4 separate regions of the Homo sapiens genome follow, and all the other regions are linked to region 1. A link is a loop called in an ENCODE intact Hi-C map of the cell type or tissue named here. Cell type or tissue: heart right ventricle. All regions are shown on one strand. Region 1 overlaps LOC102723324 (a long non-coding RNA gene). Region 2 overlaps GSN (gelsolin). Region 3 overlaps C5 (complement C5). Region 4 has its middle 12 kb from the start of RAB14.

Region 1 (4,000 bases):
CCAGGAATGAAACCAACTTGATCATGATGAATTAACTTTTTAATGTGCTTCGGATTCAGTTTGCTAGTATTTTGTTGAGGATTTTTGCACATACATTCATCAGAGATATTGGCCTGTAGCTTTCTTTTATCATTATGTCTTTGCCAGATTTTGGTATCAGGGTGATGCTGGCTTTATAGAATGAGTTGGAGAGGAGTCCTTCCTCCTCAAATTTTTTGAATAGTTTCAGTAGAATTGGTACCAGTTCTTCACCACATTAAGAGATTCAAGCAGAAAAAAAGTTACAGTATTTCTACATAGATGCAAAATTTCTAAAGCATTTGATAAAACTTAATATCCATTCAAGATTTTTAAACACTTAAGAAAAAAGAAATAGAATGAAAGTTCTTAATCTAATAAAAAGTATCTGTAGAAAACCAAAGAAAAGTAATGTTTTATGTCAAAAGCTTTTCCTGTAAAGTCAGGAACAATTAAAGGGTGCCTAATATCACCATTTCTATTCTGTGTTGTACTAGAGCTTCTAACTAGTACATGAAGGATAAGAAAAACAAATTAATGGTATAATTATCTACAAATGATAAATTGTATATGTAGGAAAAAGAGATTTATTTGAATTATAAGAGCATTTAGCAAAATCCCTAGATGAATAATCAATATGACAAAAGTAGTTACATTTCCAAACACCAGCCATAATTGTTAGCAAATGATTTTTTAAAGATGCCTTTTTAGCCTAAAAAAATCAAGTATCTACAAATAAGTGTACCAAAAGATATATAAGACTTTTATGTCTATTGAAAGACACTAAGGAAAACTGAAGTAAATCGTGATTGGAAGGCTCAATAGTATAAAAATATCAGTTCACTCTAAAATGATTTAATGATTCAGTTCAATCCCAATAAATATTCCCAGGAGGGTTTTTTTTTTTTTGACAGAATTTGACAGACTGATTTTAAACTTTATGGAAAATTTAAAGGCCAAGACTATCCAAAACATTCTTTTAAAAAATGAGGTGGGAGTTCTTGATGTACTAAATATTAACAATGATTATAAAGTAAAATGATAAAGACAATATGATATTGTCACAGAAATTGACAAATAAATCAATGGAGCATAACCAAGATAGGCAATGACTCACATATAAATGGACACTTCATATATAACAGTAACGGCACTGCAGAGTCCTAAAGAAAAAAAAATAATCTTTTCAGTAAATGGTGCTTTGAAAACAGAACATTCACATGGGAAAAAAATGAAATGTACTCTTTCATCAAAGTAAGCTTCCATGAGTTCAGGGTTCTTTCAGTTTTGTTCACAGCTGTAACCCCAATGCCTAGAAATGTAACTGCAATATAGAAGGTATACATACTCACTCAGTATTTGTGAAGTGAATGAATGAATGAATGAATGAACGAACGAACGAATAAATGACGACTTTGGAAACAGTTCTCAAGTTTTTAATTCATCTGTCTTCTTTTAAACATCTAACTAGGAAAAAAGTACATGAGAGTTACCAGTAGATGGCGCAACATAACAAAGAAAGTAATCAACACATTCTTTCCTTCTGAAAGGAATTGCTTCAAGAAAAGCCTGCTGATGTCACCTGTGCTGTAATAACTCATATTTCACTGACTTATACCCCACTGCACAGATGTTATTCTGTTCTGCTAAGTATTTTAGTTTTTCTTGTACCAGTACAGGTTACCAGTTCCTCCTTCTCCCTTTCCCCACCCTCTCCATCCCTTGGAACTCCCCCAACCTGTATTTAACTGAATCTCCCAATGTACTAAAGCCCTCAGGTTTCCAGAGCTGTGGGGTAGTCCACGGTGAGAAAGAATCTGTCCTCTCTGAGTTACACTCTGTTAAACGGGGTCACAGATTAGTGAAACAGTTCTTTCGTATTTTACTTCCAGCCTCCTTTCTCCGTGGGACCCCAGATTGGATCCATTGGGAGGTAGATTTGAATAGCAACTACCATGCATTATCAAGGATCACCATTTCTTTGCACCACTAAAGGCTCTCTTGCCAGGTCATGGTTATCCCAGAAGGTGTTTCAGTGCTTATGCCGATAAGCTCCTGTCACTAATCTGTCCGCCCATTCATATTAGGCTAGCATGACCAATTTGTCCTGGTTTGCTGGGGACTTTCACAGTTTTAGCATTGGAAGTCTCACATCCCAGGAAATCGAAATCCCTTAATCTTGGATAAACCAGAACAGCTGGTCACTCTACACTAGGCCCAGATCTCTCTGAACCCCACTCAAGCTCAAACCAGATTGTTTCATACAAGTATATAATTTTTAACCACATACATAAATTCCTGTTCTCTCTTCCCACTCCACATAGTCAGCCACCAAGTCTGTCAATTCCACTTCCTATGTATCATTTAAATTCATTTTCTCCTCTAATTCACACTACCTTACTTAGCTCATGTCTCATCATTTTATTCAGAATTACTAGGTAATCTTAAATAATAGCTCTACCCCTAGTATTGCTCATCTCAAATTCTCCCTCATGGAATATCTTTCATATCAATGTGATGTGATCACATCACAGTCCTGTAAAAAAAAAATCACTACTTTTCCCTCAGCATAGGATTTTGTCCACTTTCTTCATATGGTACATAAAGCTCCTTCCAGTATAGCCCTACCTAACATTTCCCGTTTTATCTCCCACCACTCCACTCTTCATACTCTTCACCCCTAGTGCTACTTACTACTCAACTGAACTAATTACTGCTTCCAGAACCCACAATGCCCATAGGCCTTTGCTTCCACTGATCTTATTTTCTAGAATGCCCTCTTGCTTTGCTATCTGGTAATTTACCTTTACTCATCAGAACCACCTAAATTGGGAAGGGAAGTTTGCCCAGACCAAGAGATGCTATGTAGACCAGAAAGAAATATTCAGACAGCCTACAGGAGGACACACATACATGTTTCTTACCATAATACAAGTCCAAAAAAGTTCCTACTTAACAAAATGTACTATTTTGTATACAACCACATATGAAGGGAAAACAACCAAAGTCACATCTGGCCGCTATATCAATAGGTAATGTTATGCAGTCTTTGTTTTCCAAGTTCAGGATTATTGTGCCAGTCCTCGGCCTCTTTAGATTTTGTAGGCAACACAAACCACAAGTGGATGCTCTGCTCTGATCCGGTTACACCAAGTAACTTGTAAGGCTGCTACTTCTGAATGGTGCCTGAAGCAAGAGAAGGCTCTACAGTGGGTCGAGGCAGTGTCATTCCAGTCTGTCTATCCAGTGGTGCTCCAAGTGTCTGTGGTAAGAGTGCTGCATGGCTCCTCACGCAAGCCTCAACAGGAAAATGACACAACACATAGCTAGCTAACAGAACCATACACTCCTCTGCCCCCTTAAAGAAGCAGCTCATAGCTCACTATTACGCCCTGGTAAAAACTGTTTAACCATGGAATTCCTATTACATGACCTAACAATTACATGACATAACTTGCCCATTATGAACAAGACCTAGCTATAATAATGTGCAGCAGCAATCCATTATCAAATAGACATAGTATGTACAAGATCAGACTCAAGCAAGCTCAGAGCACAAGCAAGTTACACGAGCAGGTGGCCCAGACCCCCACAGCACTTACTTCTGATGCCTTTTGGCCTCTCCCTCAACCAGCACTTGTGGTTTCATGGGGAGCTCCTTATGGCCTGTTGAAAGAGGGGGAAAATACACTTGGGCCTTATCCCTGTCAAAATACCAATGACATTCTTCATAAAAACAAAAAAATCCTAAAATTTATACAGGACCACGAAAGATCTTGAATAGCCAAGGCAAACCCAAGCCAGAAAACAAAGCTGGAGGCATCATACTACCTGACTTCAAAATATACCACAAAGCCATAGTAATCAAAACAGCATGGCACTGACATAAAAACAGACACATAGACCAATGAGACAGAATAGAGAACCCAGAAATTAATCTATGTATCTACAGCCAACTGATTTTTGGCAAAGGGACCAAGAA
Region 2 (4,000 bases), 80 kb after region 1:
ATAGTGAAACCCCGTCTTTACTAAAAATACAAAAAATTAGCCAGGCATGGTGGTGGGTGCCTGTAATCCCAGCTACTAGAGAGGCTGAGGCAGGAGAATTGCTTGAACTTGGGAGGCAGAGGTTGCAGTGAGCGAGACCGCACCACTGCACTCCAGCCTAGGCAACAAGAGAAAAACTCTGTCTCAAAATAAATAAATAAATAAATAAATAAACAAATATAAATTTAAAAAAATTTTGGCTTGAAAAATATGTGTGGGAGGATAAACCCTAGTGTGCCTAGTACTTGTCATGGATTTGTGGGAGATGTTCTGTTTGTTTCTCCACATTCACTATATCCTACAATAGATGTATAATCATTTGGTAAGAAGAGTTTCAAAGTTGTTTGGAGAAATAAGCAAATGGTGTTGCCCTGTGGACAAAAGCCTCTCCCAGCAGGGAGTGGTGGTCCCACCTCAGGCCCTCACACCCTCAGTTTGTCTTCAGCCCTGCTCAGGGCCCAGCCAGTACCCCCACGACACACACCAATGGCCCCAGAACCTCACCAGTTATAGATTATCTGCCCCTGGCGGCCACCATGGCGGTAGTTGTACAGAATGATGTAGCTGTCGCCTCCATAGAACTGTCCATATGTGGCAGGGTCCACGGGCACCTTGTTGGAACCTTCGATTCTCCAGATCTGCAGGAGCAAAGCTGGAGTCAGATGCTGTGCAGCACCCCCACCCCCCAGCTCAGGCAAGCCAGGAAACCGCAGTGTGGTAGGTTGTGGTTAGGCCATGGGATGAACTTTTAATCACTTGGGCTCGGACTGGAGTTAAATGGTTTGCCCAACTCACAGAGCCACTAGAAGGCAGGGCTGGGACTCTGGGTCAGGGTTCCTGCCTGGGCTCCTCATACCATGCCCTGCCCCAGCCCGTCTGTCCTTCGCTGAGGATCGTCAAGGCAGCTCCAAAGGAATGCAGTACAGTGAGGGGAGGAGCCAGACACAGACCCCAAATCAGGCCCCTCATCCCCTTCCGGGCCATGAGACCTCAGACAACTGGCTTAACCACTCTTAGCCTCAGTTTTCCCATCTGAAAAATGGGGATAATCATAGTACCTACCTCAAAGTACTGTGAGGCTCAAACGAGATTACTCGTGAAAGTCTAGCACAGGGCCCGGCACAAAGGGACTGCTCTGTAGGTGGCAGCTGCTCTTATTGTCATAATTATTATTATTATCTTACTAATATCACCATTACCTCTATTGTTACTGAGCTGCCTGGATTCTTTCTTTTTTTCTTTTTTTTTTTTTTGTTTTTTGAGACGAGGTTTCACTCTTGTTGCCCAGGCTAGAATGCAATGACGCAATCTCGGCTCACTGCAACATCTGCCTCCCGGGTTCAATCAATTTTTCTGTCTCAGCCTCCCGAGTAGCTGGGATTACAGGTGCCTGCCACCATGGCCAGCTAAGTTTTGTATTTTTAGTAGAGACGGGGTTTCACCATGTTGGCCAGGCTGGTCTCGAACTCCTGACCTCAGGTGATCCACCCGCCTCGGCCACCCAAAGTGCTGGGATTACAGGCGTGAGCCACTGTGCTGGGCCTGCCAGGAATTTCATAGGTCACCTGCAGAGGCAGGGACACCACGAGGCAACCTCAGTGTGACCCCTGCTGGCAGGTCTCCGCAGCGTTCTGGTGACACTGCTTTTTCCAAGTGGTCACGAGGCCCGGCAGCGCCACCTGGTGGAGCTATGGAGACACGGAGTCGTCCAAGTCCTGGGAAACAGAATCCTAGAATCTCTGGATTTTGAACATTCTTGAAGGTGATGGAGTGGGATGAAACCCCACTTTACAAGTGAGAAAGTGAAGCTCAAAGAGGTTATGTAACTTGCCCAAAGTCTCACAGTCAGGCTGCCAGGGGTCTTACCACACCGCCCCACCCGAAATATTTTCATTGCATTCTCCCTAGCCACTGAAGCAACAAATGAATGCTAGCACCAAACCAAAAACAATAATATATAAAAATGAACACTTTGTTATTCCTATCATTAGGAACGGAGTCAAGTTTGCCTGAGGCGGATTCTACCTCCTAAACACCTCTGAACCCCACACCCCTCTTCCCCTTCTCCACTGTGACCTTCTTAGTCTCAAGGTCATCATCTTTCCCCTACAGTATTAGAACAAGCTCCTTATAAGCTCTCTACCTTCATTTTCCTGCCTCCAATCCATTTTCTTAGTTTTCTTTTTATTTTTCTTTTATTTATTTTTTAACTGATTTTTTTCTTCTAATGATATCCTGGAGTCATATTCCAACCCATTTTCACAGTGAGTTTCTAAAGCAGGTGGCCGGGCGCAGTGGCTCATGCCTGTAATTCCAACACTTTGGGGGGCCGAGGCAGGAGGATTGCTTGAGCCCAGGAGTTTGAAATTAGCCCGGGCAACATAGCGAGACCCTGTCTCTATTAAAAAAAAAAAAAAAGATAAAGCATAAATCTGAGCCTGTTGCATGTCTGATTTAATAAAAAGAAAAACCCCTCACTAGCACCCACTGGTTAGAGGATCAAGTCTACACCCTTGAAATTGGCATTCAAGGCCCCTCCCTGGGGATGCCATCAGCACTAGCCCCCTGGGATAGCTCCCTCCTTTCCGAACATAGCGAGTCCCTCCTGGAATGCCCATCACTCTCCGCTCTTCCTCTCCGGCAGCAAAGCTCTACTCCTCCTCTGAGACCCAACCCAAAGGTTCCCATCTCTGTGCAGGCTGCCCTGACCAACCACCCCCACTGCTTCCTGTGTCTGCACAATCCCCTGTGCTCCCTCCCATCTTCCACTGATCACACAGGTCTGTGGCTATGGTCAACTCCCCTCCCAGACCAGGCACTCCTCGGGGCAAGGTGGGGCCAAGACACTTGGCTCAGGGCCTGATACACAGGGTGCATTGGCTGTAAAAACTAAGTAACACCAAAGAATCTCAGCTACCAAAGTTGTGCAAACCTCAGAGAGAAACCTCCTTGGGGAAGCAAGAGGCAGTGCATGGGGAAAGTGAGGGAGGGGCCTGGACACACCCACCCCACGCCCTAAACGTACCTGTTTCTGGCCTGTGCCATCGTCATCCATGCCGTGCTGGGCGGCCATGGCAGTGGAGGTGTGCAGGGTGGCGGCGTCGAAGGGCACCCGCTCCACGTTGGCGATATGGCTGGAAAGGTAGGACAAGCCCAGGCCATCTGTCTGGTCTGGGTCCCGCCAGTTCTTGAAGAACTGCTTGAACAGTGGGGTCTCACCGCCCTCAGGAAGGACCGAGACCTGGGGAGGGGAGGCAGAGGAGCAGGATGTGGCTGGGCTGCCCAGCAGGGGTCCCCAGGGGAGCCTCAGATACCCCATCCACACTGAGGGTGGGACACCCGCCCTACTCCAGCCCATCCCCTCCAAACAGGACCCACCCCTTCCCATCCTACCTGGCCTCCAAGACTCACCTGAGTCTGCTTGGGGTAGTCCATCTTGGTGATGAAGTCAGAGGCTGTTTTGAGGGCAGCCTTCCTCTCCTCCGTGTTTGCCTGCTTGCCTGTTGGCAGCCAGAGGAAGTGATGGAGGGTTAGAGGCCCGGGATCCTGCTGCATCCTGACCTTTAACAGTCCAGGAGAAGGAGCTGCCAAACTTCCCTCCCTACTCTTCTTAGACTGTGGACAGCCAAGGCCAGAGACCCCCAGAGCCGACCACTCACTAGAGCTCCTGGTGTCCAGCCTGGGGCTGGCCAGTGACACCAATCACAACACTACTGTGGTCCATTTAGTGAGCATGTATTTTGTGCTTAGAACTATGCATAGATTATTTAATTCACAGAATAGTCTTAAGTAATAAAAAAAGTTGTTATCTTTTTCTGAGTATCTATAAGGAAGCTAGGGTCTTAGAGAGATTAAATTACTTGACCTAGGTTACTCAGTGAGTGAGAAGCTGCCACCCTGAGGGCATTCCCGTGCCAAGGAGCTCCTGGCCAGCCAGTGCTGGGCCTCAGTCCCAGCCTTC
Region 3 (4,000 bases), 430 kb after region 1:
CAGAGGTATGGAGGTGGCTTTTATTCAACCCAGGTAACATTTCTTTGTCTTGTTTCATCTCCCTGTAGACATTTTTATTTTCTCCCCCACCACACTCATCTGGCCTCCATGCCTTTGTCCACCAAATGAGCATGCAATAGATATGAATAATGCCTAGAATTGAAGGACCCCTACAGGTTATCTGCGTCAACACTCTTATTATACAGAAGAGGAAATTAGCCCAGGGAGTTTTACTCAGGGAATTCATGGCAGAGCCAGAATCAGAACTCATGTCTCCTGACTTTAAGCCCAGTACTTCCTTCATGATTCTAAATCACCATGAAAGGCTAGTAAGGTTATTGGCAATTATATCATATCCTATGTAATAAATAGTGGTTGCCATGTAGACAAAGGTACTGATGCTCCTTCTCCACAACGAAATAAATAAAAAGTGGGAGAAATACTGATTGTTACATGTTAATCTATCTAGCTATTTAATGTAAACTCATTTGAGTATGTATTTTTATTACAACTAATTATTATGTAGTCGTATAATACATGTTTATATTCAAAGTTTAGATCGAATGTTAATATCTTCCCTGTTGCCTGGATGTTTAGATAATGATGGAGTGTGTATATTTATATATATGTAATTTAGATGTAGAGAGGGCCTTCAGTATTAATTTACTGACCATGTAATGTGTTTTATTTTGGGTACAATTATAGGGTTAGCAGAAAAGACTGCCCTATTGATTAGCATTTGCCGCCACAGATATAGGCAGAGGGAATGGCCACATTGTTTAACATCTCTGATCTAGTCATGTTTCTCAGTTTTATAGATGAGAAAGATGAGGTCCAGAAAGATAAAGTTTATTCATTTATTCCTTCAACAAATATTTATGTACCTGCTAAATGCAATGGACATTGCCTTAGTCCATTGTGTGTTGCTGTAACAGAAAAAACGACACACTGGATAATTTACAATGGACAGAAATTTATTACCTCATGGTTCTGGGTCCTAGGAAGTCCAAGATCAGGGGGGCTGCACCTGGTGAAGGCATTCTTGTTGCATTATTCCATGGTGGAAGGGCAAAGAGAAGGCAGAGTGGAGGGTTGGTGGGAGTGGAGTATAAACTCATCTTTTTATAACAAATTCACTTCTATAATAAGCAGCATTAATCCATTTATGAAAGTGGTACGCCCCATGACCCAAACACCTCCCATTAGGCCTCACCTCCTAACACTGCCACATTGGGGACCAAGCTTTCCAACACATGAACTTTGGGGGACACATTCAAACCACAGCAGGCACCAAGAAAAATATATTACCTACTTGCCTCACAAATCTTATATTGCAGTGGGGTAGGCCAACAATAAACTATAAATAAAAGCATTACAAATTGAGATGAATGCTAGAAAGGGCAAAAAGGGAACCTTAAAACAGAGAATAACGGGAAAGGGGAGTTTATGGCCTTGTTGTGGAGATACTTAAGGTCAGACTAAAGGATGAGGAAGAGATAATTGTTCAAAGACTCAGATGAATTCTGCAAACAGTGACTTGCCTGAGGTTACATTTGCAGAATATATAGAGGACCCAGATCTGAGGCCACACTTCCTTCCTGTCCCTGCTAACAGCATCTTTATTGAGGAGGGAGAGACCTTTCTTCCACCTCCACAATGGGGCTCTTAACCAGTCTTACTGAGTCAGCTGGAGTTTCATCTCCAGACAATGCTGCCCTACCCTCTCATAAAAAGGGCATTTGTAAATAGGGAGTACATAAATAAACTAAACATATTTTTGTGCCTTGCTGATTGCTGACAGGACACAATCAATGCCATTGAGGGCCTGACGGAATATTCACTCCTGGTTAAACAACTCCGCTTGAGTATGGACATCGATGTTTCTTACAAGCATAAAGGTGCCTTACATAATTATAAAATGACAGACAAGAATTTCCTTGGGAGGCCAGTAGAGGTAAATGAAGAACTTTCTGTAGTATTTTACAATTGGCTGAGACCATTGAAATCATCTGTTCCACTCTTTATTTTATAAATCTATCTCTTCACTACTTAAACATATATTGAGTGTCAGCTATGTCCTAAACAGGGATGCCTGCTATATCCTGGGCACTGAGGATTCAAAAATAAAACACAAACAATCAGCGTAGTGCAGGGAGATTGTCATTTAAGCAGATAGTGAAAAATAAGAGTCTTGATAGGTACATGGAAGTACAGAGGGGCCCTCCTGATCCTGGCTGAAAGATGGAGGGAGTTTGTCAGATGTGTCCAGATGTGTGGGTTAAATCTGAAAAAATCAGAATGAGTTAGCCAAGTGAAGAAAAAGGAAGAACATTCCAGACATAGATAACAGCGCACAGAGCAGTACAGTGAGCGTAGGAGGGAAGGCATGTCTGGGAGGCTGCTGGTGGTCCCTTCTGGCCCTGGTCATACATGCAGACTGTGGCCAGGTTGGAGTTGGCCTTTAGGGTCCCCAGCTCCTTGCCCCATGTCCTTTGCTACTGCTGGATTTTTAAAGGTGGTAACTTTGATGGCTTATGAAAATTTCACAAAGAACAAGACATGTTGGAAAAACTGGGTTCTATATTAATATTAGCTGCCCACATATAGCTGCTGATACATATTTTTCTAATTACTGTGTTTGCATTATTTTAAAGTATATTTAAATGTACAGTAATTGGAAATAATCCTCATTGTTGACATCCTTCACAAATTGGTGTTTGTTAAAAGTAAACAAGCATGAGAAATAATTTTTTTTTTTTGAGATGGAGTTTCGCTCTTGTTGCCCAGGCTGGAGTGCAATGGCGCAACCTCGGCTCACTGCAACCTCCTGGGTTCAAGCAATTCTCCTGCCTCAGCCTCCAAAGCAGGCGGGATTATAGGCGCCTGCCACCACACCTGGCTCATTTTTTGTATTTTTGGTAGATATGGGGTTTCACCATTTGGCCAGGCTGGTCTCAAACTCCTGACCTCTGGTGATCCACCCACCTTGGCCTCCCAAAGTGCTGGGATTACAGGTGTGAGCCACCATGCCCAGCAGAGAAATAAAATTTAATGCAAAAATTGCAAACTGGTGGCCCATACTGAAAAAAAAGAATATGGATATAAACATAGACATAGATATATGCCAACATTTAAGGATCCAGATATTTCAAATAAAAACCTGATTCCCAACTTCCCTTGATAAACCAAAAGACCTGAAAGCAAAGCACCAGGCATTGGCATGGCTTCTACAATTTACTGCAGTCCCCACCAGTCACAGGACGTATGCATGTGCATTTATGTTCATACCTGCTTTGTGCCCGGGCCTCTGCAGGCATTTGTGCTTGTGGTCCCTAGTTTGGGAATATGTCTCCTTTCCCTGGGATCATTTAGAGTTCACCGGAGATTCATGTTCTGAGTCTAAGCTCTAAGAAGGATCTCTTGACCTTCCAGCTACCTGAGGTAGCTGAAATTATTCTTCTCTATAGGGATAATGCTGTAAGAGGCCTCTTGTCATCCTAACAAAATTTAAACCCCAGCCCAGGATGCTGCTTCCATGTAAAACCTGGGCTGTTATTATCCAGTGTGGAATTTTCTACTCCAGCATTTCCTGAAATGTGTTCCATGAAAGAGTGTTAGGTGGTTGAGTGTGCATTAATTAAGTTAAACAAATTAATTTAAATTAAGTTAAACAAGTTCTTTAATCCAGAATTCCCCTGTTCTGTAACATGTATGTGATTAAGTGTGGTGACTCTGGGTGTGAAAAGGGGCAGAGGCAGGGCACAGTGCACAGCATTTCCCAAACTTATTTGTCATGCATGCTTTTCACATGCAGTATCTCAAGACACCTGTTTTCCAACAAATGCTGCTATATTCTATCAGGGAGAACAAGAATGTTGACCTACTTTCCTACATTTACTAAAATTTGAAGGAAGGATTGAGAAACTTTAACATATGCCCAATCCATCTTGCATTATTGTGCTAAGCAAAGGAAAGGGGAGGCTTGGAGTAAAGGAAGTGC
Region 4 (4,000 bases), 190 kb after region 1:
TTATAATTAATTTTCCAATAAATTAACATAACCATGTTAATTCTATTGGTTGATTTACATGTACATTATAAATATTAGTAAATTGGAGAGCTCTTAAAATCTTCAGGTTTTTTTTTTTTTGAAACAGAGTCTTACTCTGTCACTCAGGCTGGAGTGCAGTGGCGCGATCTTGGCTCACTGCAACCTCTGCCTCCTGAGTTCAAGCAATTCTTCTGCCTCAGCCTCTCAAGTAGCTGGGATTATAGGCACTCGCCGCCACACCTGGCTAATTTTGGTATTTTTAGTAGAGATGGGGTTTTACCATGTTGGCCAGGCTGGTCTCGAACTCCTGACCTCAGGTGATCCACCCACCTCGGCCTCCCAAAGTGCTGGGATTATAAGTGTGAGCCACCAATCCGGCCAATTTTCAGGTGTTTTAGAGATCTTTTAACCAATGTTACGGGTTGAATTGTGTCGCCCCACAAAAAGAAAAAAAAATGATATGTTGAAATTCTAACCCCTGGTACCTTTGAATCTGATCTTTTTTGGAAATGAGGTCTTTGCAAATGCAACTTAGATGGAAATTAAGATGGGTCATATATGAGTGTGGGGGGGGGGGTCCTTAATTCAATATGACTGGTGCCCTTAGAAGAAGAGGAGAAGAGATACAAACACAGGGAGAAGACAGCCATATGACAATGACAGGTACAGCCTGGAGTGATGCAGCCAGAATCCAAGAACAACAAGGATTGCCGGCTACCACCAGAAGTTGGGCAAGGGCAAGGAAGGATTTACTCAGTCTCAGAGGGAGCACAGCTGTGCTGACACCTTGATTTTGGACTTCCAGCCTCCAGAACTGTGAGAGAACACATTTTTGTTATTGCAAGCCACCCAGTTCATGGTACTTTTATTATAGCAGCCCTAGGAAGCTCATACAACAAGGAGCCTATATTCCGACCTAACCAGTGGCTGCAGCCCAGTAAGGTACTTCCAGGAGGTACATCTCCAGCCAGATGGCATCGCTCATCCATCTAAGGCATAGATGCTACAACAGAGGTCCAGAAGAGAAAAGATAAGAACTTAACTAATGCAGTAGCTCCTGGGGTCTCAAACTGGGTTAGCTCGTGAGACCTTGGACAAGAGCTCCGTAGGAATATGACATAGGATAACTCAGGAGAAATGATGTGTTCCTGGGAATGCTATCTGCTAAGTCTTTGGAATTGGTAGGAATGCAGGCTTATCCCTCTTTGTTCTTAGAAACAGTCATTCCTTACTTCATGAAAGAGGATAAACTAGTATTTATTATTAATATATTTTGTACACTACCATGAACCAGGCCTTGTTTTGTGGGTTTTATTATATATGTTGTGCCATGTAATCCTCCCACAATGCTTTGAAAATTCTCCACTTTATAGACAAGAACACTGAGACTCAGAAAGATTATGGAACCTAGATTTTAAAATGTAGAACTAACATCTACCCTTTGGTTTCTGGCTTATGGAAGAAGAAGAAAAGGAAGAAGAGGAAGAAGAAGAGGAAGAGGAAGAAGGAGGAGGAGAGAAAGAGAGAAAAAGAAGGAAAGAGAGAGAAGGAAGGAGAAAGAAGGAAGAAAGAAGAAGAGGAAGGAAGGAAGGAAGGAAGGAAAGAAAGGAGGAGGAGAGAAGGGAGAAAAAAAGAACTAGCATTTTCTCAATGCCTTCTAGGTGCCTGAGCTGGCATTTTAGGCATGCACTCGTTGAATCTTCACGAAACCCTGTGAGGTAGGTGCTTTTATGATCCCCATAGTATGCCCTGCACCATTCAGATAAGGAGACTGAGACTGAACAGGTCAAGTAATTGCTGAAGCTGGATGAGGGATACAGCAGTCTGTGCTTTTGTCTGGATCTAAAGTCCTTGCTCTAAAAGAAGGTACGAGCTCGTCGGTTGAAAGGGCTTTTAATCTTTTCATTCATTCATTCATTGATGAATGCTCTTTATCGTTTTATGGATTTTGGAAAGAAGGCAGCTGGGTGTAGCTGAGAGGACCCCAGCCCATGTGCTGAGAGACTTGGGCTCTGGTCTAGCCTGAGCCTCAGTGTCCCCATCCATGACATGTGGGGGCTCTAAGGGCTGATCTCAAAGGCCCCTTCTTGTGCCAAGAGTCTATGATTTTGTGATTCCCCAGCCTTGGGAAGAAGTCACCAATTAATATTAATACAACAGCTCACAATGCTAATTTGCCAAGATCTCAGCTGACGGCAGAGTCAGGATTTTAATCCAAGCCCACCTGACTGCAAACTTCTTCACTTTCTTCTGGCTTGGAAAAACAGAGGAACTAACAAAGAGACTGAGGAAACAATGCTGCCAAACCAGGTGTGCCTGAGCAACACAAATGGGAGCAGTAGCCACAGGCTGGGAGTTCTGGCAGTCAAGAGGGCCTGGCATGGGCCTGCTGCGCCCTCTGGTGGAGCACGCCTGATTCGGCTCCTCTGGATTTGTCGTTTTGATACCAGAATAGACGAAGGGATACAGGAAGCCGGAAGTGGTTTTCCCCATAGTTTTTGGAAGCCAGTGACCCCAGCTATTGTCCTAAAATGTAGACTGCTTGGAGCCATTTGTCACTCCTCCGTGAAGCCCAGCTGCCCTGGGTTTATTTATTGATGAGACTAATTATATTTTGTTTCTGATTTTATAACTTGTAGATACTTAGGCCGGGTATCGAGCAGTGAACCCACCAGAAATGGTACCTTTCCCACTCAGCTCAGGGTGAGGAAAGGCAGACATTAAACCTGTAAAATTCAAAATAAATATATGGGCAGGAAGAAATTCTCCTTCCTTCACGCTGCCTTTTCTCCTTAGCTTTCCCTCCAATCTCTGGACGGGAAAAAGATCTTTGTCAAGAGCAAGAGCCAGGTGCAGTGGCTCATGCCTGTGATCCCAGCACTTTGGGAGGCCGAGGTGGGTGGATTACTTGAGGTCAGAAGTTTGAGACCAGCCTGGCCAACATGGCGAAACCCCTACTCTACTAAAAAAAATATACAAAAATTAGCCAGGCGTGGTGGTGCGCACCTGTAGTCCCAGCTGCTCGGGAGTCTGAGGCAGGAGAATTGCTTGAATCAGGGAGTAGGAGGTTGCAGTGAGTAGAGATCACACCACTGCACTCCATCCTGGGCAACAGAGCAAGACTCCATCTCAGAAAAAAAAAAAAAAGGCCAAGGAGTGAGACCAAAAGACTTTCAAACATAAAAAATGCTTTAAAATTATGTCTAGCTTAATTTGTCGCAGATACCATGCTCTGGGGATTCTAAAATAATTTCTAATCTGTACTGAAGCAATGCCCAGAGTCAACCTTGAAGGCTGTATTGTAAGCCTCCTCCAGGAGGGCACTGACTCCCTGGCAGGGAGAGAAGAGGGTGGGAAATGATAGAGGGCTACGGTGAAGTGGGATTTTACACACATTTATAACCTTCACGACAATCCAATAAACTAGGGACCACCATACCTATTTTACAGATGAGGAAACTGAGGCCCAGAGAGATTAAGATGCTTGCCCAAGTCTCAGAGCTAATAAACTGCAGAGTTGGAATTTAAATCTTGGAGAAACAACTGATAAGGATTAGAGAGTCTGGTTTCCAGTGTGAGCTCTGAAAACGCTTGCTTGTATAGCTGCTGGGATATCTGTTTTGTTATGTTTTTTTATCGCATTATGAGGGCTCAGTTAAAAGGCATCCATAGTCTCTTCCCCATCGGCCCATATAAGGGACTCTACAGAAAAACGGGAAGGTGGTCACTGAAGGGCTTCAGTGGACAGGAGGAGACAGGAGCCCAGGTTTGAGCTCAATCATTAGTCATTGATGAATGAATGCATGGTTAACCCAGCGGCCTCTCCTTAATCTCACAGCTTCACCAGTAAGCAAATACAGAGTATCAGAGCCCTCAGAGATTCCCTTATCCAGCTGTTTTTAAAGTTTTTGAACAGAAGTCCAATTCATAAAGCCCTTCAAAAAATATATTTTTTTGCTATGGGTTTTTTCTTTTGGTG

The links. A loop is a pair of places that touch in the nucleus more often than their neighbours do. Peaks named below come from ENCODE experiments on the same cell type or tissue, not always from the same donor. Only the 100,000 strongest peaks of a DNase experiment are listed, where the experiment ranks them.
Region 2: a loop joins it to region 1, with 4 times the contacts of the local background. A loop is called at or near these places in 82 of 110 quality-filtered maps.
Region 3: a loop joins it to region 1, with 6 times the contacts of the local background. A loop is called at or near these places in 29 of 110 quality-filtered maps.
Region 4: a loop joins it to region 1, with 7 times the contacts of the local background. A loop is called at or near these places in 103 of 110 quality-filtered maps.

What each region holds. Positions count from the first base shown.
Region 1 is chr9:121,397,847-121,401,846 of GRCh38, reverse strand. All of the region lies in intron 3 of LOC102723324 (a long non-coding RNA gene), which reads right to left. Among named protein-coding and RNA genes, the nearest start is that of STOM, 30 kb to the right of the region's middle. In heart right ventricle, CTCF peaks have their summits at 1,307 and 1,512 (motif pointing right); no DNase peak of the experiment used is centred here.
Region 2 is chr9:121,317,945-121,321,944 of GRCh38, reverse strand. GSN (gelsolin) reads right to left here. Exons shown (of 18, transcript NM_198252.3): 9 at 3,451-3,539; 10 at 3,065-3,280; 11 at 544-677. Among named protein-coding and RNA genes, the nearest start is that of GSN-AS1, 34 kb to the right of the region's middle. In heart right ventricle, CTCF peaks have their summits at 1,699 (motif pointing left) and 3,956; DNase peaks (open chromatin) are centred at 754, 1,684, 2,884, 3,514 and 1 weaker place; H3K27ac peaks cover 4,000 bases.
Region 3 is chr9:120,972,733-120,976,732 of GRCh38, reverse strand. C5 (complement C5) reads left to right here. Exons shown (of 41, transcript NM_001735.3): 29 at 1-33; 30 at 1,802-1,954. Among named protein-coding and RNA genes, the nearest start is that of C5-OT1, 22 kb to the right of the region's middle. In heart right ventricle, no CTCF peak of the experiment used is centred here; a DNase peak (open chromatin) is centred at 2,399.
Region 4 is chr9:121,211,814-121,215,813 of GRCh38, reverse strand. It overlaps a transcript of GSN not described here. Among named protein-coding and RNA genes, the nearest start is that of RAB14, 12 kb to the right of the region's middle. In heart right ventricle, a CTCF peak has its summit at 2,420 (motif pointing left); a DNase peak (open chromatin) is centred at 2,413; H3K27ac peaks cover 1,267 bases.